Regions from separate parts of the Mus musculus genome. Here all the other regions are linked to region 1. The links are chromatin loops, found by intact Hi-C in ENCODE. Cell type or tissue: left cerebral cortex. All regions are shown on one strand. Links, peaks and the distances in the headings refer to the core of each region. The heading gives the core; the rest is flanking DNA. Region 1 overlaps Phf20l1 (PHD finger protein 20-like 1). Region 2 overlaps Efr3a (EFR3 homolog A). Region 3 overlaps Kcnq3 (potassium voltage-gated channel, subfamily Q, member 3).

Region 1 (10,086 bases), core at 1,112-9,111:
CATTTGGAAGCTGATTATGGGATGGATCCCTGCATATGGCAATCACTAGATGGTCCATCCTTTCAACACAGCTCCAAATTTTGTCTCTGTAACTCCTTCCATGGGTATTTTGTCCCCAATTCTAAGAAGGGGCAAAGTGTCCACACTTTGGTCTTTGTTTTTCTTGAGTTTCATGCTTTTAGTAAATTGTATCTTATATCTTGAGTATCCTAAGTTTCTGGGCTAATATCCACTTATCAGTGAGTACATGTTGTGTGAGTTCCTTTGTGATTGGGTTACCTCACTCAGGACGATGCCCTCCAGGTCCATCCATTTGCCTAGGAATTTCATAAATTCATTCTTTTTAATAGCTGAGTAGTACTCCATTGTGTAGATGTACCACATTTTCTGTATCCATTCCTCTGTTGAGGGGCATCTGGGTCCTTTCCAGCTTCTGGCTATTATAAATAAGGCTGCTATGAACATAGTGGAGCATGTGTCCTTCTTACCAGTTGGGGCATCTTCTGGATATATGCCCAGGAGAGGTATTGCTGGATCCTCCGGTAGTACTATGTCCAATTTTCTGAGGAACCGCCAGACTGATTTCCAGAGTGGTTGTACAAGCTTGCAATCCCACCAACAATGGAGGAGTGTTCCTCTTTCTCCACATCCTCGCCAGCATCTGCTGTCACCTGAATTTTTCATCTTAGCCATTCTGACTGATGTGAGGTGGAATCTCAGGGTTGTTTTGATTTGCATTTCCCTGATGATTAAGGATGTTGAACATTTTTTCAGGTGCTTCTCTGCCATTCGGTATTTCTCAGGTAAAATTCTTTGTTCAGTTCTGAGCCCCATTTTTTAATGGGGTTATTTGATTTTATGGAGTCCACCTTCTTGAGTTCTTTATATATATATATATTGGATATTAGTCCCCTATTCGATTTGGGATAGGTAAAGATCCTTTCCCAATCTGTTTGTGTTCTTTTTGTCTTATTTACGGTGTCTTTTGCCTTATAGAAGCTCTGCAATTTTATGAGGTCCCATTTATCGATTCTCGATCTTACAGCACAAGCTACTGCTGCTCTATTCAGGAATTTTCCCCCTGTACCCATATCTTCGAGGCTTTTCCCTACTTTCTCCTCTATAAGTTTCAGTGTCTCTGGTTTTATGTGGAGTTCCTTAATCCACTTAGATTTGACCTTAGTACAAGGAGATAAAAATGGATCAATTCGCAATCTTCTACATGATAACAACCAGTTGTGCCAGCACCATTTGTTGAAAATGCTGTCTTTTTTCCACTGGATGGTTTTAGCTCCCTTGTCGAAGATCAAGTGACCATAGGTGTGTGGGTTCATTTCTGGGTCTTCAATTCTATTCCATTGGTCTACTTGTCTGTCTCTATACCAGTACCATGCAGTTTTTATCACAATTGCTCTGTAGTACAGCTTTAGGTCAGGCATGGTGATTCCGCCAGAGGTTCTTTTATCCTTGAGAAGAGTTTTTGCTATCCTAGGTTTTTTGTTATTCCAGATGAATCTGCCAATTGAACATATTTCCTTTTAATTTTTAATTTTTCTTTATAATTTTTTATAATTCTTAATTATATAAAGATTTAAAATATTTACTAAGTATTTTATAAGTTATTTTATGAGGTTTTTTTCCCACAACTTTGTGTTAGGCAAGGTTAATATTTTTTTTTAGAGTTGGAATACTTTGAGAATCCTTTTATGAAAATATAGCCATCTTACACTAACTTAGCAAAGAGTAATACACTGAATAAATTTACAGTGGAAATGTTCTTGTCTAAGCTGTGTTTAGCATCCATGTAAGATGAGATATTAATAGTAGTTTTATGTACATGAACTTTCAGATTTATTTTCTTAAGCTCAAATATGAGTCTCAATGCTATTGTTCCTGACTTTGGGACAGTTGGTTGATGCTACCCCACCTCTGATAGCATTTTGACGATAGCTTGACCTTTTCAAGAAATTTTAGAAATGCTTCTGTTGGAAGTGTAAGCTGTAGGCCTTGTTGAACTGTGTTTGCAGACATTGCTCTTCAGTTGGGTGTATAGTATGGTAGACATAGTGACTATTCAAACTAAGATGCCCTGTCCTTATCCCTGTCTTGTATATAATTTTGAATGGAATGGTAGTGTTGATCTGTAGTCATAAAGCTGACATTTCCTAGGATAGAGACCATTCTCAAACTTAGTAAGGTATCTTACTACTTGTTGTTCTTCCTGATACCCTACCCTTAAGCATAGCAGCAGTAACTGCAGGGTGAGAGACTGAGGCATATTTAAATTTGAAGCTTCACACCTTCATTCTTTCTGAAAGTGTACTAGTGAAAAGTGTGTGTTGAAATGCAATGAAGATGGGTTTATATATGGTTATAAATTCCTTGCAATTGATCTTCCTCATATTTTGCATCTGTTGGTTTATTGGTGTTCAGGAATCTTTTCATATATACATGGTTGATATTTTTAACCTTACAGTTGAGGTTAGAGCATATTGAATTGAATGACTGACATTTCATTCAGCTATTACCTACAAGCGACTTCTGACTAAGATCTTTAATTTTGAAACTGTTCATTGTTAATGCACTGTTCTATTGGCTACAGAGCATTTTGAATATGTCATTGATTCTGATTTTTGAAAAAGCATCCTCAGTTCTTTTTTACAATGAAGCTTTTCTATGTAACAGTTCAGGGGAAGACCACTGGAGGTAATTATTTATCACATGGCTATAATGTTTGCCATGATTAACCAATTTATGATTAAAAAGCATTTTTAAGTAATTAAGTTTTGAAAGGCACAATGATTCTTCTGGTGTGTCTTTTTTCAAGGTAGAAAGAAACTTGAGATGGAAATTGCCCCTAGCCAGGTCTAACATTGCTCTGTCTACTGAAGTAAACAAACAAAACAGCTGCAGTGCGTAACCTACATACCCTGCATGAGGCACTTCTGGTGTGGTTATGCTTACTTCTCTTCATCTCCTTTGTTGACCTAGCCTTGGTTTTTCTTTGTTGAAGTTTCTCTCCTCACTACTTCTTTTTGAGCCTTTCAGCTCAACCTGTGGCAGTCCCCAGCTAATTCCTCTTCACCTCAATCCTCAACATGCCTCCAGTTGTGTACACTGGCTTCTTTGCCTTCCTTTAATGTCTTTTATCTCATTTGGAAGTCTGGTTTCCCCCTTTTTATCTGTCCATTTTTCAAGCCACTTCTCTTCATTTTTACATTTAGAAACCAACTCCTTTACCCTTATCTCTGAAGTCTCCCATTAGTTTTTCTTTTCAGTCAGATTAAGTCTCTTCTGTTATCTTATGGTATATTTGTATATCCTATCACATCATCTTATCTTCGTTTCTTTTAAAGATGCTTTCATATAGTCCAAGCTGCTCTTGAACTTCCTATGAGGCTGAGGATAGTCTTGAACTTCTAACCTTTCTTGTTTATACCTTCCCATCACACTATCTTATGGTTAATTATATATCTCTGTAAATTCCTTAAGTAGCCTCTTTTCCTTTATCAGCTTTTGTGTTTTAATGTTAGACTGATAACCTGGATAGTCTTGTGAGACATTCAATAGAAAATGGACAAAAAAAACCATGTTACGTAAATCACATGGCATTTGCAGTTCATTTCAATGATGGAGGGAGAGATAACTGTAGATACATTTGTTATTTGCAGTGGCCTGTTTATCCTCACTGTGTATTTCAAGGGTGAATAGTTAGCACCCATATTTTTGTTTAAATTTGTTAACAGTAGTGCTTATGTTAATTTGTGCATTCTAATAATTAAATTCATTTTATGTTATAAAATGATATTCAGTAGAATAAGAACTGTGTAAGCTGGATGGACTTTATTGTCCACTTAGACAGTGCTTTAGGGGCAGGAGTGAAAGATTAACTCTGTAGAAACATTACAAATGTTTATTTAAAACACATTTTTAACTAAAATTCTATCTAGAAGCATTTGATACTTCTTTACAGTGTTTTATATTTTCAAAATAAAGAATTTTGAAGTAAAAGTAACACGATTTATTTAGGGTGGGGAAGATGCCTCAGCAAATAAAGGCACTTGCTGCCAAGTTTAATGACCTAGTGTGAGCTGAGTTTGATCCCAGGAACCCACATGGTGGAAGGACTTATATAAATTTCCCCACAAGCATGCCATTGCATGTACACTCCCATCCCCTTACCCCACAGCAAATAAATGTTAAAAAAGAGTATTTTAGCACCTAACGAAATTTCTTTACTAGTATTATAAAGGGTGTGATGAATTGATCCTTAAGTTTAAATGTTTAAAAAGTAAAATCACAGTTTGGTTTCTAAGAAGTTAACCATGAATCAAATGTATGTGCATCTTAAAAAGGAATAGTAGCTTGTTCAGTAGTAAAACATTTTCCTTAATACTTATAAAGCGTGGTGTAATTCTCTTCTGTGTGATCCACTGTATTATGAAAATGAAAAGTAATATCACTTTTAACTCTGAAATGTTGAAGCGTGTCACATAGCATTCTAAATTTTCTATAGGCTTTTAAAGCTGTTTTTGATTAATTTTATGAAAACCTATGCAAGGCCTATTTGCCATTCAATTTTTTTTTTTCATTTTCAATTCAGTTAATTAGTTTATCAATCTAAAATCTCCCCCATGATGATAGTCAGCCACGTATTGTTAGCCTAATTTTTACATGTATGTATGTTTGAGTAGCTGTCAAGATGCAACTTTTTTATGTCTTAGTGAAACTAAAGTTGGATTTTTAATACTTCACATTTTGTTTTTCCTTTGGAGGACTGGATTGCTTTAGTCAAAGCAGCTGCTGCAGCTGCAGCGAAAAATAAAACAGGGACTAAACCTCGAGCCAGTGCTAACAGCAATAAAGAGAAAGAGAGAGATGGGGGAAAATGGTTCAAATTACCTTCAAAGAAGGCAGAGACTTCAACGTGCATAGTCACAGCAGAGATTGAGAAGAAGGAGGAACTACCCACATCCAGTGAAACATTTGGTACAAAATACATTCTTATTTTCCTTTCTCATGATACAGGTAAACTGAGGTAGCAAATCAGCCAGAATACTTAGGTTGCCTATAATTTTGAACTTAGAATTAAATTATTTGCTCCTAGCACAATAGGTGACTGACTTTATTATCTTTATTATCAGAATATATGTAACTCTAAGATTAGAGGTCTAATGTCAGTACTTGACATTACCTCTTTTCAGTATTCTTGAGTACAAATTATATGATATTAGTAGGTTTTTGTTTGAAATTTTTTATTTTAGTTTTTAAGGAATTGTGCTGTTTCAGTGAGCTATATAGAAGAAGCAGTAAGATATTCTCTTCAAGCTTCAATTCAAGAATAATTACTTAGTATGCTTTTATTTCTGTTGTATCAGTCACGAGGGATTTGTGTTTGTTTAAATCATAATCAAACACTAAGTTTTTAACAAAAATACAAATGCTTTTACTAACTTGCTGTCTATTAATTATATGTCTTAATTTTGGATTCCAGACAAACTCTCATATATGTGTTCTGTTAAAAGTAGGACTTCACATAGACACCGTTCCAAAGATCGTCTTTCCACAGCCAGAGAGCACATTAACAAACAAGAGGAAAAATAATCAAGGCAACTCATTTCAGGCAAAGAGAGCCCGACTTAACAAGATCACTGGTAAACTACAATGATTCTTTTGGTGGGGGGAGTAGGGGTGCTAGAGACTTCATGTTAGCGTAGCTTCTTCTTAATAAAGGAAAATGAATCTTCTGGCTCAGGGTAACACATTGATGACTTTCTGGTTCTCAAGGTAAACATCTCTTAACCCTGCCAGCTCTTTCTATTATAAACTGTGAAAAATAGCACATATTCTCTACCTACCTCACAGGGGTGTTGTGAGGATCAATAAGGTCAAATGTTGCAAGAAGATAGCCTTAATATCACTTCCATGGTGGAAATAATTTATGTCAGAAATGGGATATCTGCAGTTACCAACTTGTGGTGGCTTCATTTCCATGGCTTTACATATTTTTATATATAAACAATTTCACAGATGATGAACCTTACTTAAGAATGTAATCTTTTGTGGCAAAAATATGAATATCTGACTAAATTAAATCTCTGATTCACTTGTTAGTTCCTGCTTTTTTCTTGAGGTTGGCCTCTAGAGTACCTTCTTATAAGGTAGTATGTAGTGGGATAGGGATGATGAAATTACAGGCAATCCTAGCCAGGCTAGTGCTCAAAGAAGAGGGAATTGAAATATTATATCTAGGGCCAGTCATGCTATACCTGACATGTGTAGGCTGTCAGCCTAATATGTTTCTAGTATTTAAATGAAATTATGATTGTAATTTATTTCAAAGTATACTTTAGAGGGAAGCTTAACTATCTGAATGATTTGGACACCTGATTTTTCAGAACAAAATATTTCAAGGGTCTTTGATCTAATAAAACTGAATAAAACATTTGTGCCATTCATTTAAGTATTTTGAGGAAGATTAGCTTCTCTATTAGGTCCAGGAAAAAATATTAATTATGTGTTGTGGTTTTTTGTTTTTGTTTTTTTCTGAAGGATGACTGAGCAGAGAGCTCTTGTGAGCTTCTCTGTGACAGGGTTATGATTTCTTTCTGCATTGAGGAGATCAGGCTTGTTCCGTTTGTTTGTAGTAAGTTCTCTTTAGAAATTGTTAGTCTTGGAGAAATCCATTCTCTTCTCTAAATTGATTGTTCTGCTGTCAACTTGAGTCTTCGGTTGTGGCTTAAATACAGAACTCAGTGTACTGCTTGCAGGGCAGAGTGGTAAGCTGCTTCTCACTCCTGTGATGAGAGAGTGAAACCACACTGTTGGAGGATTCAAGACCAAGGAAGATGGAAATGCCACTGACAGGATACAGCTGATTGGCAGCTTCCCAGCGTGATGGGTTTCTTCCTTCAGCCACATAACCTGCTTTTAATTTCAGCCAGTATATTTTCACATATGCCTGCTTCTAAATTCCTTAATGGGAGGATGGGAGGGCTAAACTCAACATTTAAAGAAATAACAAAACTAAAAGAGAAGCCAGCTGAGTCCACATGATGTATTAACTCTGCATGACCGTGGAGAGGCAGTAGTAAGATTAAAAGACCGTTTTCCTTGTTCCTCAGATTATAATCCAGGTTCCTTAGTAAAGGGACTTTCTCTTCAGTTTTCTTTATGAATGTCAAATGTAATGGTTAGTACCAGAGTAACACAGAATCTTATCCATATGAAGCCATTAAGGTCTTTCCCCCCTTTATTTACTCAGAAGATTTAAATTTATCACAATCCTTTTAGCAGTTCATCTCTGCTTTTATTTTTGATTTCATGTCACAAGTATGCCATGTCCTTTATCTAGGACAGTAGATAAAGGATTTTCTTCAGTCCTAATCCTGGTGTGCTTGTGTACAGTGTATTTCATTTGTGGTCTGTGAAGAAAAATGAGAACTTGTGTAAAATGGCAGATTCATGTTGGAATCTTGCTATATTTTAAACTTACCAAGTTCTACCTGTGTCTTTTTGTCCTTTACTAGGGAGGAGTGGGCAAGAATTGTAGCAGTTTGTTATTTACTTTTCTTTTTCCACTCTATTTTTAAGTAGGGTCTATCCAAAGATTAGTGATCCAATCACTGGGTAAGTTTAGCTCTGTGATGATACACTGTTTCCCCTCATATGTATCCTCTGCTGATTGTTATAGAAAGAATGATAAAGGGATGATGTTTTCAAAGTTTGCAACTAGAAAGAAATGAAATTGTATTCTGCTTGGTTTTGAATATGTAATATGCTTTCATGATAGTTCTATCATATGGTATACATAACATTCATTTTAAGGTAGACAGCTTTGCACAGAATCTATAACTTTTAGTAACAAGTTGCAAACAAATTGAGTGTTAGTGGACATGAAAATAGTACCTGTACATATCATAAAGGAATAAAGAATAGTACTTCAGACAAGATGCGCTCTCATTGTCATGGACATTGCTGGAAGTTAGAAATGTTTGTGTGATGTCAGGGATTTTTGCAAAACTTGAAAAAAATCCTGAGATTTAAATTTACTCATGACACATACTTTTGACCAAGATTTCAACTTCATTGTTCTTTGAGCACCCCCTTTTGTATTCCTGGGAGTGCTGGCCTCCTGTTTCTCCGTGAAGGCTATCATTGTGGAGTGATTTTGTTTGGTGTTATGATTCATGGTAACTTGATGTTCCCCTTCTGCTCACTGTTTAATGTCCTGGTGCTATAGCTTGCATTCTGTAAGACAGTCTCCTAGAGTAGAACCTGTTTCTAATCTACAGAGAATACGTATTTGAAATGATTAAAGTTAACTTAATTTGTGTCATTTTCCTTTGAATTCTCATTGACTCTGGATATGAAATTTTTCTTATGATGTTGTCAGGGAAAGATAATTGCATTTGGACTTTCTGTCCCTCCAAGCAGAGGGAGAACCTGCTCTCCAAGTACTTGTTTTATCATGTGTCCTCTTTTGTTTATGCCTACTAATTTTTTTAAAGTTGATATTCTGGTCAAGCATACAAAATTTTACTGTGTATATTTGGTGCTTTTGAATGCTCTAGATACCAAGTGTATTTTGAAATTAGTTTATCTTAAGTTCTTCATTACTGTCTGGCCAAATTAAAGGGTTTCCTTTTTCTTTACAACAATTATATAGAAATGGCTTTTAATCAAGTTGGTCTATACTATCGTAATAGGTTATGGATGGATTGTTTTTTTTTCTTTTAAAACTTGTACCATATGCTAAATAATTCATCTCATCTGTTGATGAATGTAAAAAATATTCTATCACTTCTAGGAAAGATAACAGAGTAAGGCATAGTTATTAATATATTGAATGGCAAATATTTGTTGTGTTTGAATAGCTTTAAGGAATAGAACTTCTGCTCATTTCCTGACATAAAAAGACTTTGATTCTGTGTCATTAACAAAAACTTAGGTAGCCTATTGATTCTCAAGAATGGTAGCTGGAAAAGAAACAAAAACAGTGATATGCTGTTTTAAATGTTAAAGAAATACTCTATGCTACATCTTTTGTGTTTATGTAAAATATGTTTACAATGTAAATAGGATTGAATTTGTGGGTTAAAATTTTATAAAAATAATCTACATGCCTTTATTTCTCTTTTAAATACACACCTTACGTGATGTGGGACGTGAAGGAACTATACAGATGGTGGTCTCAAACTAAGTAGAGTACCAGTCACTAATATATCAGATTCATTGCTTTGCACTGCGCCTCTTTGTTTCACACTAGGTGTACACGTTCATCTCTTCAGTAAAAACAGTGTGCCTACTGACGAATGAGCATATTGCATGTGTCTCTCTTAGTACTGTGAGGAGGTCATATGAGTATGTGTGCTTCCATCTTGGTTACTTAACACCTTTGGGGTAGTTATATGAGAAAATTGGCTCATGTTGCCTTGTGAATAACTCTTTGTCCTTTAGTGTTTCAGGGAACCTTTTCTCTCCTATAAACTAATGTTAACAATTTTAGTAATAAAAGTGATAAAAATTCCTATAGCAAGTTTACAATTATCACTTGTTACACATGTTTCCTTTTATGAACAAAGTAGCCATTAAATCTAATATTTGTCTGAAGGTCTGATAAACCTAGTCTCATAAAAAGTAGTGACAGAATGAGCTAAGAATTGTATCCAAGTGAATGCTTTTATTAATTAAGGCAAAATTTTGATGTCTTGTGGAAAAAAAGTGTGTCATAAATAAGGAATTCTGTCTTTTAAAAATCCAGTGTTAGGGATATACATTACAAAACAACTAGAACTTCCCATTTTTTCACCATGTGTAGAATGAAGTCAGGCCAGATGTTCTAAAGACCCACACATTCTTTCCCTTTCATATAAAATAAGCCTAAGAAATGGTATTGAAACTTTTGGAAGAAGATACTGCATAAGTGAGCATAGATGCACTAAGCTAAGGTTAACGAGTATAAGTGAAATTAAAATTTAGAAATGCTTTTTGAAAACTAGTGTGGCAGAATGATATGCTACTCTACTTTATCAGTATTAGCAATATAAAACATCTTAATCTAGACTTTGAAGCCAGAATAAGTTT
Region 2 (9,791 bases), core at 1-8,000, 740 kb before region 1:
AGTGATTTAGCCCAGTTTAAGAAAAGTGAGTTTGGTTTTCTTCATTTAAATGCTAGTGCTAGATTGCTTCTGGTACAAATGATTAGCCAGAGCCTAATCTTGTATATCTGCTCCAAATATCTAGAATGCAACTGAAGATTCCAAAGTTTAATCTGACTTCAACTATAACTGTGGCCCTCAGTAGCAAAGCTGAGGTAGTGGGACTCTTGCTGCCTGACTTCCGGCTAAAGCCTTTGTTAAGAGACGCTAAGGTGCAGAACATGAAGTCTTGCTTTCCTTAGTCTTGCTGCCTTAGACTTAGCAAAAGATGCTCATGAGCTAAAATTAGGGATGACCGAAGTGCCAGGCAAGTACTCATGTATCCTATCTTTGCTTAGCTTTTACTCAGAGATTCTATAGTGACGATTTATTACTCGCTGTGAAATGTTTGCTGCCTCATAAAGTACCACTTTCCATTTTTTCAACCTCAAAAGTACTAACGTTTAAAAGTCATAAAACATTAAACTTTATAGTTTTGCACATATTTCAAAGCAAGAAATATTTGAGATTCCAAACTAAAGGGTATTCATAGGAAATTAAAAAAAAAAAAAAAAAAAACAGATGGGTGACCTCAAAACCCAGAATGTGCTTGTTTCAAGGCAAATACTTCTCAGTATCGTTCTTGAAAGCTTAATTTTTTAAAGAAATGTGTGTGAGTATTTCACTTGCATATGTGAGGTCAGGAGAGGGTGCTGAGTCTACTGGAACGGGAGTTAAGGACAGATGTGAGCCACTGTGCAGGTGCTGGGAACCAAACTGATTCTCTGCAAGAACAGCAAAGAGCAGCAGATGCTCTTAAGTACTGAGCCATCTCTGCAGACCATTCTTAGAACCATTCCAAATCTTAGGTTATTTTATGTTTGTTCACTATCTATAGTACTAAAACTATAAAGGTTCTTTAATGATTAGTGCTTATTCACTATCCAGATAAAAGTATATTTGTAATCTTGGCCTTGATTACTTCAAAGGGTCTCCTTACCAAGCACAGTTCAGTCACTGGGTGTCTTATGGGTCTTTATACACTGGAGGCTGTACCTTATCCAAAGGTGCAAAGGTGCTGCCTACTCTGCCAGGAAGATACTCTTCTCTGTGTCCAGTCAGGGATCCACTGCAGTCGGCCATTTCTATGGCTAGTGAAGAAGTGCAGAGCATTTGCTGTTTGAAATATCTCAGATCAAGCCAATTAAAAGAAGGAAGTAATTAATTGTCAAAATGTGTAGATGACTTGTACTTCGGTAAGAATATGAATTATATTCACTTTTCTTGACTCTGTTCTGCTTACGTTCCCTCTAGGTTAGCAACACCGAGGAGATCACCTTTGAAGCACTGAAGAAAGCAATTGGTGAGCTGGGGAGCACTGTTCCCTCCTAAAACTCATCTCTGCTTTGGTGGGATTTAGATGTCACAACATGAATAGAAAAAGGAAAAATACTGTTGGTTTCTATAAATTAAATCGTTTATTTAAATACATTGCTTAAGCTTTTAAATTGTCTAGTATATGTCTACACATAAGCAAACTGTGGTATAAACAAGGTAGACATTTCTTTACTATCTAACAGACTTTGTCTAAAACATTATGGCCTTATTGTTTTTTTAAACCCTTACGTTGTAAGGGGAATTTTACATATTGGCTGTAAATGACCCAGCTGTATTTTAGGTCTCTATTTATTGGGATCAAAATGCTGTTTAACAAACACTTAGCAACTCATGTTCAAGGGCAGAATAGTTGTGCATAAAAGAGTTCATTCAAAAAGCCCTTTAGCCCTTTGATTTGTGGTAAGTTACTGTTTTCTCTTGTGTATGTCAGTATATATGCATGTGTAGGAGTGTTTGTAGGTTCGTGTATGTGTATATCGTATCTATGTGTGCCTGGTATGTTTGTACATTGGTAAGAGATGCAGGAATTACCTGAAAGTAGGCATTGTGCTGTGGAGCTTTAACTCTTTCTTAGATTTAACTTTTTTTCCCAGATATTTGTGTTGTCTAATATTAAGTGAAACATTTAAGGAATGTTACCCATTTTGCTTTTTCTTGAGTAAAAGTGGTCCTTTAATCACTCTTATTTGGGGGTGTATAGATCATTGGCTGTCATGGTCTGTGGTGGGATTTTATGGCAGTCTTTATCTGGTCCTTCTATAGATACCAATGGAATGGAAGAACAGGAAAAGGAAAAGAGACGTCTTGTGATAGAGAAGTTCCAGAAAGCACCATTTGAAGAAATAGCAGCACAGTGTGAATCCAAAGTGAGTGAATCTGTGCGCAATGGCTCCTGGGAGCTCATTCTAGTCACTGGGTGGCAGGACCCCAGCTTTAGACATAACCCACACATCCAGCCTCTGCAGGCCGAGGGGTGAAAGCTAAAGAATGCATTCCTGTGATGAGGCTGGTGGGAATGGCAGATCCTAAGCTGAGTGTTAATGGCCGTCGTTGCTTTGATGTTCTATTCTGTTTTGTTTCCAATGGTTTTCAGTGATTTGCTCTGGGTATTCTGTTGTATATATTGCAGCTTGTGGCTGTAGAACTTGATGGTGTGGGGATGAGAAAAAGACCAACATTTAATTCCAATAGATATTGCAGATTAAAGCATTAAAGCAGTTTGTATGTCAGCTTCATAGTTACAGTTGTGCTTTGTCTACTGGGTGTCTGGAAAACAGTACATTTGTTAACATTTTTTTTCCTTTACAGGCAAATTTGCTTCATGATAGACTTGCTCAAATATTGGAGCTCACCATACGGTAAGGGGTTAGCAAAACAGTAACAGCACAGACTATTGGAAGCTCTGCATGGCTGTATGTGTTTCCTAACTGCCTTGCACTAACTTTAAACAAGATCCAGCTGGCAGCCCTTTGTCTCTGTTTACAGGGGGAGGCTGAGCAATTTCTTGTCCACTCATCTGGCATTCATTCCTAGGTTTCTCTTTTAGATTATCCTTTCCTCTGTGATGGATCTCTGAAAACATCTGAGTGGTGTGGAAGACCCACATCTAATGTCATGTATAACTAGGATGCCATTTGTATTTACCCATCCATCTGTAGTTTAATATGCTTCCTTCTCTCCAGAGCAGTAACACTGCTACCAGCGTGGATGGGTCATTTCAATCCCTGGCTTTCCTTGAGCTTTCATATGTCCTTTCAAGCTATTATGAGAATTACACTCTGGAGTTTACAATATCACCACTGTTGGTCATTCTGAGTCTGTCTCTCCTTAAGTAATTCAGCCGGAGAAGGAGAAAGGCTCTCTGTGCCCTTGCAGAGCTGGGACTGCCACACGGCCTTACATTGACAGCTTGTGGGCAAGGTAACCCCGTAGAGGACACACATAGAGACTTGCTTCTGGAATTTTGTTTTTTACATTAGCTAAGTCTTTTACCTTATGACATAATTCAGTCAGTCTCTCTCTCTCTCTCTCTCTCTCTCTATATATATATATATATATATATATGTGTGTGTGTGTGTGTGTGTGTATGTATATATATATATATGTGTGTGTGTGTATGTGTGTGTATATATATATACATATATATATATATGTATATATTTGTGTGTGTATGTGTATGTGTATATATATATATATATATATGTATATATATGTATATATTTGTGTGTGTGTGTATCTTAAGCCTAGGAGAGACTGGTCTCCTTGACTTGTTTTTATTCTACTGTTTTCTGCTTTCACATGTAAGAGAGTTTTTGTCAACATCACACATTTCTCACTGTTTTTATGTTGCTAAGGAGAGAATTGCTCATTTGCACAAGTTCAGAAGGGAAATGACTAAAATATAAAATGTGCTATAGACTTTCTTTTCAGAGAAAAATGCCAAATAAGGAATATTTAAAACTGTCTGTTAGTTAAAATTCCAAATACCTACTGTGTTCTTGGCCTTGGGGTGTGCATGTTATTTAGCTTGTTCTGTTCTCAGCATGGCCTGAAAAGTAAGTCAGTGCTGCCTCTCAGTTTACAGACAAGGACACCAGAACCAGACAAGTAATGTAACTTGCTGTTGTACTTAGAGACAGACAATTAGAATCCATAATCTGGGTTCTTCAGTGGACTGGGGATCACCGAGTTAACTTGGGTCACATTTTTGTGGGTTTAAAATGTCAAGAACAGCATTCTAGTTTTTGTCTTCTTAATACCATGAATTCCTCTGAGCTTTGGCTGAAAACTTGGTGCTAGTTAATATTTAGCAACACTTGGAGTGTCCCAGACACAGTGCTGGGTGGGTACACTGTTTCAGTAGCAGCCCATCCATGGCTGCCTCTTTGGAAGATGGATGCTCTGGGACAGCCTGTGTGATACACAGAGGCTAAAGGCACAGTAAGGTGCACTGCAGGTTTTCAGGCCTGTCTGCACATTTTCTCCTGATCAGCCAGAGAAGAGAGTCTATGCTCTACAAGACTGAAGCAGAACCATGTTATACCCAGCCCATGGCTTGGGGACAGAGGAGAATAAAGGAGAAATACAAAGCAGTTGTAAAATGAGCGGCAGCAACAGAAGTAGCAGCAGCAGCAGCAGCCATGGCAGTCATGTATCCAGGACGCGAGACTTACTTGCTCTCACCCTTTTTTCCTGCCTTTGTTTACCGGACTCTCACTTTCTTCACTCGATTGTAATAATAAACCTTAACGTTCTTACTCAAGTATTAAAGCATTTAATTAAGAAAATGCAAATGCAAAAATGATGTGCAAGATTTAAATAGTGTCAGTAGCTTTCGTGACCCCTGAGGGCACCAGCGGCTTCCTGATCTCACTGGCACACACACATTCTCACATGCTCTCCCCAGTAGCCGCCCGATGCTCTCTGAAGTTTCCTGGTACTTGCTCTTTAGCAATAATGAAAATGTTTATCGACCATGCTTATTAAATAACACACTTAAGATATGTGCATTTCACTCTGAAAATGAGCCATTACTAAAACATTAAAAGGTGTTACAAATATTGGAATACTCGCAAAAATTATTTGCTAGAACAGTATATCATGGAAATAGGAAAAATAGCTGCATAATGTAGTTCAGGGCAGTTCAGGATTAAAGATAATTATATGAAGGTAATACTTGTGCAAATTATTAATTAATGAAAACATTCATAATCATAGGATACTAATTAACACAGACTATGAAATAACTCTGAGTTATACTTAATATTTATATACAAAAACCTCATACTTGGTCCTTTTTTCAAACATGTATTTACTTTTGTATATGTGTGACAGAGGGTGGGGCTCAGTGGATAACTTTCAAGTGTTGGTTCTCTCCTGCTCTGTGGATTCCCAGGCTTGGAGACCTTTTCCCACTGAGCTGTTCTGCCTGCCCTCATACCTTGTTCTTAAATAGTTAATGAGTATCATAAAGACATCATCTCTATAAAGATTAACCCATTATTTTAGTCAAAGTATTCAGAGAATGTAGTTATTAATTTATGTTTACAGAAAATGCTGAGGGCAGTCTGAAAGAGTCCCTGTGCAGGAGGAGATAGGAGAATACATAGGAGATGGATCAAAGACACCACCTACGCCAAGGGAAACATGAAAGTCTAGTTGTTTTCTTTATTACCATCATCATCACCATTAATGTATTTATTTATTTGACTTTTTTTCAGACAATGTGTCTCCCTGTAGGGTCAGGCTAATGTTGCTCATAGGGAGCCACCTACTTCTGCTTTCTGAAAGCTAGTATTAAAAGCATGCCTGGCCATAAAGCCTGGCCTCCTGGGATTTTTAGAAGGGTGGGTTTGTGTAGAAGTAGGTAGAATACAGAAAATTTGAGAGTTTCCATGTGTGGCCAGGGGTGTGTTTGTGTATGCGTGCACACATGTACATATGACACTAATTAAAAGAATTGAGGATTAAATAATAGATTAGTAAAATATATTTGCATTATATAACAAAAGATTAATTTCCCAAGGTGTTTTATCTGAAAAGGATACAGTTATTTATTTTTTATTTAATTTTAATTTAAAAAACCAAAATGGATACCACAGAGATGTTTATCACTAACAATAGCTCAAAAATTTAAAAAAAAATAGGAAGGAATATATTCATTTTTACCTTTCAGGTTGGCAAGGATTGCCTCTAGTCCTTAAACCACTATAAATTTCCGGGATACTATGAATCTACTTAGAATCAGAAACTCTTACTCATAAGTCATTAGAACAAGGAAAAATGGATAGATTCGTGAAGATGTGTGTGTGTGTGTGTGTGTGTGTGTGTGTGTGTGATTTATAATAAAAATGAACCTTTATTTGTCCAGTAGATAAAATAGCTTTATATCACAAAATATCACACTACCATAAGAATGATATGCATTAAGATACATGCTTTATTTGTGAAACAAAGTAGCTCACAAAAACATAGTGTATAATACACACACACTCACACACATACACAGAGACACATGGTCTGTTTTGGACTTAAAACAGCCAGCATCCCTATCCATTTCCTATACATTTTCATAGCTGGCCCGCACCTCCTCTGCCTCGAGCCCCTCAGTTGAAGAATCTTTTGCTGTGTGCAGGCAATAGTTGAATACCATGCATGCACCTTCTGATGACACCATGTTCTTATTTTACAGCCCTCCTCCCAGTCCATCTGGAACATTGACCGTTACTTCTGGGCATACCCAATACCAGTCCGTCCCAGTCTATGAGATGAAGTTTCCAGATCTGTGTGTATATTGACTGGCTCATGAAGACTACAGCATTTTAAAAGGACCTTAAAGCCTGCAAAACAGGGCCAAGATGAGTTTCAGGATTTGCATAGTGTTTACCGGAATGTCCTGAAGTGTTATGGGGCTTGTCTCTACCAACACTTGTCATGCTGTATTAGAAGTTTCGGGACCCTGATTTAGAGTACCTCTGGAGATAGGCTTATACCACGTTAATTTGTTTGAGGTTCCTGTTATCTTTTAAGATTGAACAGGTATTGCTTTCACATTATGCTCTTGTTAAATAGTATATTTTAAACTTTGCACAAACATGATTTTTAAAAAAATATTGAAAATGTATGAAGTGTCTGCATAACTGCTTAGAAATGGGTTGCTTTTATTTTCTTTTTTTCAAAAGTAAATATATTCCGAATTTTAGGGTTGCAAATTCTCTCCTGCTTTCTAAATCCGTGCTTCAGATGGACTGTGCACACGTCCCTTCAGTCCTCCATAGTAACATGTGGCAGGCATTCCTAGGGTGTCAGTGTTAGGGAATATCTACTGGACAGTAGTCCCACCTAGGTTCCCCTCTGGAAACTGGCCAGATCATGCTGGTCTTGTGATACTATGTTTTCTGCTTCAGGTTAAGCTCTTGAGCCCCTTCGAGCTCACTCTTAGAGTGGGAAAAGGTGCAGTGTTTCTCATATGTGATGTGTTAGTTTACAGATACGCTTTGAAACTATAGTTGTATTTTGCTGTGATTCCATTAAGTAAATGAAATATATATTTACCATAGAAAAGAAAGACATTTAAAAGAGCTACCAGTTCACCTATGCAGAGTCTATGCATTTCAGTTTTTTAGTGAATTAATTTACATTTTATATTGTACGTTGTGTGAAGTCTTTATTGTACAAAAATTCTCCCAGTGAATCTTTTAATTTGTAAGAGTTGAACCAAAACTTGTATGCATCTCTATGAAGATTAGTTACATACTTCAAAACAGTCTGTGTGTTCTTGCTAAGGTGTATGAGTGAGTTGCCTTTCACTAGTGAGACTTGTAAGACTACAAGAGCGATATGTACTGCACATGCTAGGGACACCACCACACGCTAAACAGAAGCATTCTGCAATTAGAAAATTCTCTTTGAACCATTTTGTGGAACCACTTTGTATAACTCTACCTGTTCAAATTCAGTTTCTTTTTATATAAAACAGTACTCCTATCAAAAATTGTAGCTCAAAAAATAATTAAGTTTTAGTTTTGTGTTAAAAAAATGAGATAAAGTATAGGATGTTTTATCTGTGTGTTTTTGGTTATTTGGGCACCATTAGTTCAAAAAGAAAAAAAAAAAAAAAAAAAAAAAAAGGAAGGAAGAGAGAGAAAGAGACCAGGCATGCCCAAAGCTTTGACTATTTACAGCAGAGTAGAACATCTTGCAGAGGGGGTCTATTTGCTATCACCTCTGACAGGACAACCCAGGCTGCTGATTAAGTGCAGATACACCAGACCTTGTTCTCAAGAAGGACAACGCAGCTGCCACTGGAAGACCAGTGCCCTGTGCGAGCTCGCACTGTAGCTTCCCTCACACCAGGGATATGTCGCCAGCTAAGGAAAACCTCATGCACTTTCGGTTCCCTTTTTCTTCTTCATTTTAAAAGAAGGATATTATTTTTTGACTGCTTTTAAAATCTTAACAGGGGGACATGCAAAAACAATCATCATCCACTTGGATGTCATTTTATAAATTAACACTGTGTGCTTTTGTATGGAAAAATATATAATTTAATAGTATAAGAAAAGATATATATTCACTTGCATTCATGCAGAACACAAGCTTTGCTGTACAAAATGTTGTGTTTCTTAGTGATTTTAAAAGGCATGCTTTGCATGCAAAGGAAAACCATTGCAGTTAGTCTTTTCTCATACCTGTATCTTGGGTTTTATAAACTGCTGGTTTGAGTTTTATTACTCTTAAGCCACAGTACATGTCTGAATATCTTAGGCCCATTAGACCCAACTGGTTTTATTGACAAGGGTTCCCAAACAATGGATGTTTGTCTGATTCTTCCACATTTGCAGGGATCACATTTGGATGCGTGTGCAAGCTGTGCTGTAGCTAGTTCAGGTACTGAATCTTTAGGACTTGCTGGAGTTCATTGCATTGGTCTATTTTGGCAGGTACGGGTTACTCAACGCATTTACTGTTCTCCTCACGGTATCCAATTGGTTCTATTCTTTTGTATGACTCCAAGAGGTTAAGTTACACGTTCCTCCGATGCTTGTGATCCTGTGCGTTCTGCTGCTTCCGTAGTGTCACTGAATCTTCCCTGAGCTCTCATACTCAGTCTCTCTCACTTCTCTTTCCTCCTCCTGGTCCTCTTGCTTCCCTCCAGCCTCCTTTAGAACTCATTTTCCTTTAGAGTAATACCACCCTTAACCAGCAGTTTAACTCCCCGCTCCCTCAAACGGGACTCATTTGTCTCACTAATGCTTATACATGTATTACTGTAATAAAGTAAGTTTTTTTAATGTAAATTTTTCATTGTGCAATCATATGTAAGCAATAAAACAAAAATAGCATCGCCTATGTATAAGTGCATTTTTATTATAGCATTATGTATGTAGAATTAAGCTTTTGCAGCAATCAGGTTACTCAGGTGGATTCTTTTCCACGTATATGAGAATCAGAACCATAACTTAGGAGCATGAAGAGAGCCTAGATTAAGGGGTGCCTCATCTAGAAAAGGCTAAAGTCATGCAAGCAAGTTTTCTGGAGATGGCCCACTGTTTTTGCATGGCTGCAATGGGTAAGCTCTGAATTGCAGATCGTTCAAAGATTTCATCCCATGATTGCTTCTTACTACTGATATGCCTTTCCTGTCACTATTACATAGTCTAATGATTCCTGGCCCACTCTACTGGACAGATTTCCTGCAGATCAAAATAAAGATGAACTTTCATGAATTAATGCTGTTTAGATGAATTAATGGTTTTATAGAATTCCTGATTTGATTCAAATAATTTTAGGAAAAAAGTTTTAAGAGATGGTTTTAAGGTTTGCCAGAAACATATAATAAAGTTAGAACCAAAAAATACAATATGCCCATTCTT
Region 3 (10,086 bases), core at 1,041-9,040, 580 kb before region 1:
CATCAGTTATTATTGTAAGTGCTGTTTTTTTGAAACATCAATTAAGCTTTATACCAACTCTAAGAGTAACTACTGTTGTCACACTATTTTTTTTTTTCTGTTGATAAAGTTGAGGGACAAAGAAGTTAAGTAAATTGCCTAAGGTTTCAGATGTAAAGCAGTAGAGTTGGAATCCCAACCCAGGCAGTTTGTCTTTAGAACATGCCCTATAGTGATGAGGTACAGCACAGGCTGGCCACTTATTCACCACTCTGAGCCTTTGCTCATCTCTGCCCAGAATCTTCTACCCCCTTTCTCATACTTTCTCTATGTAGAACAGTCTTTCCCATCAATCAAGTCCACTGGGCTAAGCCTCAATCCATACAAGGTGTTCTAGCTCTGGGGTCACCAACAGTGGCTTCCTAAGGCTATAATTTTAGAACTCAGTGTCTTTCTTTCCAATTTCATCTCCACTGTGGTTCATGGATCCCTCCAGTGAAGACTTAATTATAATCAATCAAATAAATTGTTATGAATCAGGTACCAAGACATATATAGTTATATCTTACTCCATTTTACCCTCACAACATCAATTTCTTCAGAAATGGGCATTTTTAATACAAATATCCCTTGACCCAACCTGTGGGATGCAGGTGAAGATATGCCCAAGTACCAAGTACTTCCTTTTAAAATAATTTTTTCTTCTCAGACACAAAATGTAAAGAAGAAGAGTGTTAGCTGAAGAACTGGGCTCTGTGTTTTGTTCCAGCATATGTACTTGCCAGATCACATCAGGTATTAGTCTCAGTGTCCTGACTCTTTACTTATCAAAACGGTCATAACAGATGGATAAAGAGAGGTCCAGGAGAAGTCACAAATGAAGACAAGATTTCTTTCTGACATAATGAAATTACCCTGGAGTTAGTGTGTTTAATGTTGTCCAACTTTGTGAATATACTCAGATCCCTAAACCATCAAATTCTTTTATAGGGAGTTAAATATATCTCAATAAAACTGCATTTAAAATGTAAATAAAAGGAAAAGTCCTTTAGGAACCAGGTGAGGAGACATTGGTGTATCTGCCTTTTCTCTGTTACTAGCATATGGTGTGGGGTGGCATTCAGGGACATTCCTTTCCCAAAGGAATGCTTCACTTCAGAGTGGTTGCTAAGCGAGTTTCTCTAGTGACTTTGTACTTTTGTCCTTGAAATAAAACAAGAAAGAAATGTTCCCACTTAGTTTAAAAGCCATTCCCATATTACAGCAGCTGTCTGCAACACAATGTAGCCCTCAAGTGTCTGACAGCCAGGACAATGCTGTATTTATAATAAATCAACCAAAAAGAATAGGCCCATTGCCAAGGCCTTGGGATGCACAGTAAATGAAAATCTTCTAGACTCTACATTCAGTCTGGGTACACAAGTTCTTGGTTTTGAGTCCAAGGTCATTCTGTTTTTTTAAGGGGGAAGAAGATACTGTCATATTCTAGGGAGGCTCTGATTTATGTGGTCCCAGCATCAGTAATAGCAGTAGTGGAATTTTAGAAATACAATTAGCAACATCCAAGAAAGTAAGTCTAAGTTAGAAGATACAGTGAATAACTCAAACTTGTTGCTTTATTTAATAATTCATCTATTGCTTCTTGCCTCTTCTACAAGTTAAGCCTCCTTGACTTCTTCCACAAGTCAGACCCTCTGTCTCTTTTCTCTTCTTATTAGTGCTTTATCTCAGCTCATGGCATCTGACCTTCCTGAGAAGTGAGGGCCCATTGATTGTGAGGCAGGAAAGGCTATTCTGGGACAGGGCTTGCAAATCTCGAAGGTCATGATCAGGATCTACAGTTTCATCTTGGTTATGGTCATCAACTGTAAAGTTTTAGAGCAACCAGTCCGTAAAACTAATGCCATTCTATTTCCTTCAATCTTTTAAGATTGATTGATGAGTGGGGGGGGGGGGGCAGTGTGTGTGTACCTGTATGTGGAGGCCAGAGAACAATGTGTAGGAGTTGGTTCTTTCCTTCTGCATGGGTATTAAACCCAGGTCATCAGGCTTAGTGGCAAGTGCCTTTAACCACTGAGCCATCTTGTTGACCCAGTTTCCTTAAATCCCTAGCTGTATGTCATGGTGAGAGGAGAAGGACACATGGAGACAATGTGCATTAGCCAGTCACAGATCTCATACGGAGTGCGTGGGAGACTTGGGTAGGTTTTGAGAGAGCTACTTACCTACTGTTGGGTTGCGTTCTGATTCACTGAAATGACAGGCACTTGCTTATGTACCATGCTTCAATAAACACTGCTTCAAAAGCAGACAGCACCACAGCAATGAGCTAATTGTGCCTCTACCTTTTCTTTTTGGTCAAGGGTTCTAGAAGTTCAACCTCTGCCTATATCCAAAACTATAGTTTCAAGGCCACAGCATCAAAACACTGAAAATGAAGAGCTCGTTTTGGAATCTAGGCAATAAGAAGAGCAAGTGCACTGGAGAACTATCAAAACATCCAGGAATTCTGAGCCCTAGTTCACTGATTGGTAAGCAGAGCCTGGTCTCATCATCTGTCATCCTGGTATTCAGTGCCCACCATGAACCATTATGGAAGAATGAAATAATGGCTCCTTGTCAAGATGGTTTTACCACCACCACCCTTCCATCATAAAGTCTGAAGGTGTATGTTGGCTCTGTATGTTCAAAACAATGCCTCAACTCTAATACCCTCCTGTATTTGTGAACACTGACTTATCTCAGAGAACCTGCCATAGCTAAAGGAAACATAAACTTTGATATTTGAAATGCAGTGGACATCAGTGCGTGTTGGACTTCTCAATCCTTTCCTCAAGCTGGTCCTAGGACGAGGTTATCCATCATTATGACCTTCAGTTCAATTTTTCAACCCTGAGAACACGAAACACTGTTAATGGTTTTCCAGGACTCCTTGGTCATCTGAGCCCTTCTTTCCTTTGTGAAGTTGTCTGTGAGTATAGGTTAGACCAGGTGAGGGAATTATCAGACAGGTAGGAAAGCTGATTGTGCTGGATTCAACTTCCTCTGTTTTCTGATTCTGTTCAGAGCATCATTTTCTAGCGCCATGTTGTTTACATCTAGGTGCCCACTGGAATCATCTAGAGGTCTTTAAAGATTTGTGATGCCTGGTTTACTTTTGAGGATTCAGACTTAATTAGGCTGGGTATATCTTAATATCAAGGTTTTGTTTTTGTTTTTGTTTCTAAGCTATCCAGTGATGTTAACATGTGGCTTACACTGGGAACCATTTCCCATTGCCCTGGAGAATATTCTCTTGCAAATTCTGAGAAGATAATACAAAGACTAGACCCTGGTAATGAATGTCACATATACTCTGAGCACTCAGATAATTGACTACTTGCCTGAAGAATGGGAAAGAGACAACTGATTCATAAAATCTCCAGGTTGCCACCAGATCCAACCTGTTGGGGTTGGTAGCATAATATCTCCAGGCAGCCTGAGGAGGAGAAAAGAGGAAATGGAATGACATGGCCATCATATGAAATATTTACACAGCATCCTCTGACAAAAAACTCTTAAGGTCTTGACTCCTAAAAATTTGAATTTGTTTATATAGCTAGGATTCAGAAAAGCAGAGATTCTTGGTTTCTGATAACTTCTTTGAAGAAAAAACATTCCTGACCATTTTAGAGCTACAACTTGTGTTGTGATGAGCTGGGATATGGAGAAATTAACTGGGATAGAGAGAAGAGGTAGAAAATCTTTGAAAGGAACAGTGACTATTCTTAATGGAAGGCTCCTTGGGACTGACTAGTCAATAAAATAGGATAATAGACAGTTTTTTGTGCTACTTTTGAGTATAAGAGAGCCTGGAAGGTGGCTCTCATAGACTAAACTTCTGGAATACTCTAATGGCCCAGACTTTGAAGGTTTAAAGGAACAAGCAGACTTTGATCACTGAAACTGGTTTACAACCATATCATGTAGGATGCTATCTTGTTGTGTCAGGCCCACAGACAAACAGCAGCACCCATTGCAGCTAGATAAAAACCTCAGGATGTATATCAATATCCTCGGCACTCAGGAAGGCAAAGCTGGGACACACGCCCCTTGCTCCCAACAGCTCATACAATCCTAAGATAAAACTCCCCTTGTTGTCTAATAAGAAACAGTTACACCTATCTCATCCCTGTTATTACTCTTCCTTCAGCCTATGGTTAGAGGAGTAACAGTGATGGGCAGAACCAGCTATCCAACATTTCCTCTTCAATGTTTGCTGAGGGTCAAGACAAACTGGTTCAGTAGCCAATATTTTGAACATGCTTGTGCTCCCCCCTTTATTAATGGGCTCTCTACTGTTGGCAGATGGGAAGGGACCACAGAGCTCATTGTAGTTCACTAAGTATCTGGATTGTCAGCTATCTTTTGGTGTGTGTGTGTGTGTGTGTGTGTGTGTGTGTGTGTGTATCATTGGATCAATCCTAGGGTGGGAAGAAGAATAAGAAGGAGGCTAAAAGAAGTCACAGGCCTAAGCCAAATTTTTCACTCCAAAATTATCAGGAAACCAAAAAAATCAAATGGTTTTGCTCTTGAGTGCCGAATCCATTTCTTGAGTAGCTTAGAATTTGGGTGGAAAATGGTAAGGCTTTCACTATCAACACACATAGACTGTGTAGGTAACCATGGTGATGTCTCTAGCCACCCACAAGGGAGCATATCCTGCTGAGGGATATGCTTTTGTTCTTTCTCTTTTTCTGTCTCTATCTCTCTCTCAGATACACACACACACACACACACACACACACACACTCTCACATCCCTGGGCCCATCCTAGTTCATGCTCAGCTACACAGACCTGGATGAGTTCCGCAGCTGGCTTCCTTCTCTTCTCAAAGTGCTTCTGACGGTGCTGCTCCTGAACCTTCAGTGCCAGTCCTGAGCCAAGGATGCCCTGCAAAGAGAATTCAAGCCTGTATCAGCTGCACTAGGCTCTCTTACCATCCCAGCCTTACATCTGGGGTAGCAGAGAATGTAGGTCTCAAGGACACCTCAAGTCTGTGTTCACATTTGAATGTGAAGTATCATACACAGGTCCATGTGTTTGAACCCTTGGTTCTTAGCTGGTGGTCTTTTAGGAAGGTTGTGGATCTCTGAAGAGGTGGAAACTTACTGGAGGAATTACGTAACTGGAAATAGGTGTAGCTGTTTTATAGCTTGGTCCTACGGCTTGTCTACTCTGCTTCCTGACTGTCAATGTGAAGTGACCAGTTATTTCCTGTTCCTGACACCATGGCTTCCTTGCTATTATATACTGTAAGGCAAAGTTAAATCTTCCCAACATATTGCTTCGTGCTAGACATTTTGGTCATAACTAAAAGACAAGGGATTCTGCAGTAGCAATAATAGGTGACTTAGAGTAAAGGAAGAAAGCCCTGCTTTCTTCTGGAGAGAGTAGGGAGTCTGGTTAAGTGAAACAATCCCCAAGTCAAAGACACCTGGCTTGCAATCTGATAGTCACAGTCCAGGTATGACACCCTAGATACTCTCTTCTCTGTGCTCTGTCTTTATAGGACCACTGGCTCACAGTAGGTCATAGTACCTATCTGTCTCAGGGACAACAGGGAAAACTTAGAAGACAAACAGGAAATGTTCAATAAGAGATATGAACACAGAAGAGATGCCCTGCATATGATAATCAAAATCTAAAATAATTTAGTTGCTTGAACAGTGTCCTGGGTCATGTACAATAGGCAGAATTTCCAAGAATCAGATCTGCTTTATTTTACAGGTCAGATAGTCATGTGGACTAAGCAGAGAGACACAGACATTTAGAATGAAAGGGAGTTAGAGATGGTGCAATACCCTGCCCATCCTTTGCTTGTTTCACAAGTGAGAAAACTCGTTCAAGAACATCATAGCAAAAGTCAAATAGCTGGGAACATACATATAAGTTGGCTAGTAATGAAGAAACAAATTCTCCAGTTTAGAAAAAAAGATGGAGAAGCAGCAGAGGGATTTTGGGCTAAGAATGTTTTCTTCAAGCTGCATAATGAGGAGCCAGGTTTTAGAACTGGCTTGGCTTGGGGTTCCTGGCTCCACATCCCAGGCGTGTTTACAACCTTTAATTGCACCTCAGTTTTTAACTCATACTCTTGCCATGAAGAGCAAACGAGATGATGCAGGTAACACATTTGGCATGATTTAGGCACACAGTGAGTCCAAGATGAGCTTTCTATTTTCACTCTCATTATATCGCTGCAGAAGGAAGTTATTCTTTCACATGTCAAGAACAACTCTTGAGAGAAATGAAAACATTCAAAAATTTAAGGCAGAAAGTGTTAGGCCAAGAAAAAAAAAGTAATTCAGACGTGAAGTATGTGTGCTGTGTTAGGTTTTGGGCATCAACAGATGAAGATGGAGCTCTAGCCCCTAAAGATATCAGTCCTTGAGGTCAGGCAGAGATGGAAGCCTGCTAACGCACATGGAGTCAGAATGGCCATGGGAGGGGGCCACTGTCTTTGACTGAAGATGGCAGTACTGTTTAGGAAATGAGGAGGCATTTGAAGACATCACTCCTGGCACAAGGAAGCAGCACAAGCCATGGGGGAGGGGTGAGGCACCACCATGCTGACATAACAGTTGATAAAGGATAGGATGTGGAACATCTAACTCAGGATACAAAAGGGTGAAATGTGAGGCTCGGAATTTGAGCTGGGTCTAGGCATTAAGGGGAACTTCCTGTCACAATCGAAGGAACTTACTGCCGGAAGGGCAAAAAAGGAGACGCCGATTAAAGAAAAGGTGGCAGCAATCAGACGTCCTTCCCAGGTTTTAGGTGTCTTGTCTCCATAACCAATGGTGGCCAGTGTGATCTGAAAAAGAGAAGCGTTCAGACAGGGTTTCCCCAGATAAGGAACAGCAGGGGCAGTCAACAGAGCTCTGCTGTGTCAGCCTCTGAGCCTGCTCGATGTTGCTCTCATTCATATATAACAAGAGTTCTGCACCACGGCTCGATTTAAGGTTAGAGGTGTCCAACTAATTGTGAAAATGTGCACACATCCGTCTCTCTCTCTCTTTCTTTCTCTCTCTCTCTCTCTTTGTGTGTGTGTGTGTGTGTGTGTGTGTGTGTGTGTGTGTGTGTGTGTACACAGTTGCTTCTTTATAGCCATAGCTTTCACATCTTGGGATTTAACCAGCTATGCTTCAAACATTTCAATAAAACCAAATGATAAAATAAGACAAGTAAGAATTACAGCCTACCAAGCCTTTACATAGTATTCACATGTCATTAGGCACTAAAAGTAATCTAAGTTTGATTTAAACACATAGGAGGATGTCTTTGGCTCGTATGCAAATGCTACAGTGTTTTCTAGAAGGGATGAACACCTATACGTTTTGATATCTTCAGAGAAATGGAGGAAACTGAAATCAGCCTCCTGTTTCCACCAAGGAATGGCCGTATTTGTGACTATATGGATTTATGTACAGCCACGTGATGAGTTATGTTTGTCAGAGTATTTGTGTATGTCTTTATCTGTGCATGTCTGACTGTCCATGTGATTGTCCTGAGCAGTATATTCCAGTGTGAGCTTATGTGTTTATAGGGACACAGTTCACAACACCGGGGCCTCTGGAGCACATTTGCTTGCCTCCAAATCTCAAGTGCCTTAAAGTAAGTATTAAACTATTTCACCTTCCTTCTATGGTTCTTGCCTCAGTTTTCTCACTTAAAAAAAAAAAAAGGCTAACATGTATTTGGGTTTAAACACTAGTTACTTAGCATAGTGATGTGAAGCAAATTAAGACTTCAGTAAGTGTCAGGATTAATACTTGTATAGGTGTTCACACTTTTATATGTGTCTTCAGGTCTGCATGTCATGCATATATCTGATACTGTTTTTCTTCCCGCCCCCCCCCCCCCAGCCATTAACATGGCCTGACAGATCGTTGCCTATGACTGACAAGGCCAGGTCTCAGATAACCATGCAAAAAGATTGTTCTGGGTTCTAATTTCTTACAAGCTCCATAAAAAAAAAAGTTTCTAGGTACATTCCTCATTGGTAGAAGCTTCTTGCTTCCTCTGTGTAGATTCAAAGGTGAAAGAGGTCCAGCCCTCATTGGATGCAGAATGAAGTTGACCCGAGTGTGCCCATACCCCGCTCTTCACTTCCCTCTGCATCTAGTGGTCTCCATCTCTCTAGGATCGTATTTCAAGGAAGGTGACTCACCAGGCCCCACCACAGAGCATCTGCATAGGTCTCAAACTCCTCCTTCATTTCCTCTCCTTGGGCATCCATCTCTGGCACATCCTTCTCCACCAGGTAGACAAGAAATGAAGAAAGGATGAGTGTCAGGAAGCCTATGTACCAGGCAGTGATGAGTTCCTAGAACAGTGAACAACAGAGGGAGTCAGCAGGAAGTCCTCGGTGGAAGCTTGAGCCAGGCAGTCTGGGGTTGGAGTCCATGCTTGTTTGTCATGTTTATCTTTTCTGAGTCTCACCTCCTATCCATGGAAAACGGTGTGTGTGTGTGTGCAAGAATGCAGACATTCCTATCATTAACTACTGGAATGTTGTAAGTTCCAGGAGAAGAAAAACACTCTCGTCTAGGTGACCTGATATCATAACTCAGGAGGTTTCATGAGAAGGTTATTGGTCAGGAGAAAGTGTTCAGAGACAAGCACAGAATTTGGGAGACTTCATGTGTCACAGAACTGCATGGAGCAGGGCAAAAAAAAATCAGCTCCATGGGCAGATTAGCAGCAAAAGGCAGTTAGTATGGCCCAGGAGACAAAGCCATGGAGAAGGACCCCACACTACCACCCTTTCACTGTATGGTTCAAAGGACAACTAATCTCTCTTATCCATGAGATGAGAATTTTCATTTCATTAAACATCCCAGTTATGTTAGGTGAATATAGTTTTGTTTTAATCCCAGAAGTGGGATACGGGGCTGCCTCAGATTGTCCACAACTGCTAACTACCATTATCTCATGCTCTAGGAGGGCTGTGATTTTTTTTCCTATCTGCAGTTTACCTTTGGAAGGATAGGGACACTTGAAAGGGTCTAAACGCAACAGCCCTGAGAGGGCCTGGGGTAGCTGCTGGTACCTGTTAATGTTTTTGCTATTGCTGGATTATTGATCCGGGATATTCGGATGATGAAGACTGGACTTGCCCTAAGGAGCTTCCTGTCCCTAAGCAGCAGGAAGTAGTCTAAAGCAGGAAGTAGTCTAAAGCATGCCCCTTTCCCTTCTAACCTTCTTTCTCGCCTACCTAGAGTGGAGGGGTTGGAAGGGATTAGGGAGAAATAAGGGTTGGAAGGGTATAAGACAATAGAAACCAATAAAGTAGCTCAAAATTGTGCCTATGATGTGTAACATATTGATTTTCAAAGTAATAATGATAATGATAATAATAATAATAATAATAATAATAATAATAAAGTAGAACAAAAGAGTCCTACAGGTGTCCTGGATACCCATGGTGGAATTCAGACAAGCCTTTTTATGTTAAAGTGATTCTTGCATATTAGAATATGAAAACATAAGAGACAAATGTCACTTATGATCTCATAGATAGTGCCACACAGTGAGAAGCAAACAAGGATCTGTGATTGGTTAAAAGGAAATGCTAGAGTAAGGAGAGCCAAGAGGTGGCAAAGCTTTGGGCTGACGGAGATGATCCCTAGGGGCCTCTGCTGCTTTATGTCTTCTGTTGAGGCTTAGCCTGGTAGAGTGGGTGGGGAGAAGTCAAGATTATAGGGGAACATGATCTGGATGTAAAGCGGTGTTCTTACTGGGGCATCTCAGGGAGCTGTTGTTGGCAAAGCTGTCCTTCCCATGGCAGTCAGGAGAGGCAGTTCTTACTGCCTTGGCTCACAAAGTTGCTGCTGCCCACACTACCCTTTCCTGCAGGACCAAATGAGGAGGCTCCAGCCACCTGCGTTCACTTCTTACCTTCATTATGGTTATTTCCCTGGATCGTTTTACCCCGTTAGAGAGAGGGCTGTGGTCTGAATGAGAACTACCCTTCCTAGGCTCAGATATGGAACATTTCTTTCCCGGCTGGTGGTGCTAATTGGGGATGCCTTGGCAACTTTAGGGGTTATGGCTTAGCTGGTAGA

The links. Hi-C counts contacts between places; a loop is a spot of excess contacts. Peaks named below come from ENCODE experiments on the same cell type or tissue, not always from the same donor. Only the 100,000 strongest peaks of a DNase experiment are listed, where the experiment ranks them.
Region 2: it touches region 1 in a loop (3-fold over the local background); 3 of 42 quality-filtered maps call a loop at or near these places.
Region 3: a loop joins it to region 1, with 3 times the contacts of the local background. A loop is called at or near these places in 2 of 42 quality-filtered maps.

What each region holds. Positions count from the first base shown.
Region 1 is chr15:66,599,252-66,609,337 of GRCm38, forward strand. Phf20l1 (PHD finger protein 20-like 1) reads left to right here. Exons shown (of 21, transcript NM_001081409.1): 7 at 4,776-4,989; 8 at 5,529-5,654. Among named protein-coding and RNA genes, the nearest start is that of Phf20l1, 27 kb to the left of the region's middle. In left cerebral cortex, for the core only: no CTCF peak of the experiment used is centred there; no DNase peak of the experiment used is centred there.
Region 2 is chr15:65,864,546-65,874,336 of GRCm38, forward strand. Efr3a (EFR3 homolog A) reads left to right here. Exons shown (of 23, transcript NM_133766.4): 20 at 1,333-1,381; 21 at 2,179-2,282; 22 at 2,725-2,774; 23 at 6,608-9,267. The coding sequence ends at 6,713. Among named protein-coding and RNA genes, the nearest start is that of Oc90, 43 kb to the right of the region's middle. In left cerebral cortex, for the core only: no CTCF peak of the experiment used is centred there; a DNase peak (open chromatin) is centred at 4,002.
Region 3 is chr15:66,016,925-66,027,010 of GRCm38, forward strand. Kcnq3 (potassium voltage-gated channel, subfamily Q, member 3) reads right to left here. Exons shown (of 15, transcript NM_152923.3): 5 at 8,190-8,345; 6 at 6,723-6,833; 7 at 4,817-4,912; 8 at 3,363-3,457. Among named protein-coding and RNA genes, the nearest start is that of Hhla1, 45 kb to the left of the region's middle. In left cerebral cortex, for the core only: no CTCF peak of the experiment used is centred there; DNase peaks (open chromatin) are centred at 4,714, 6,106 and 6,572.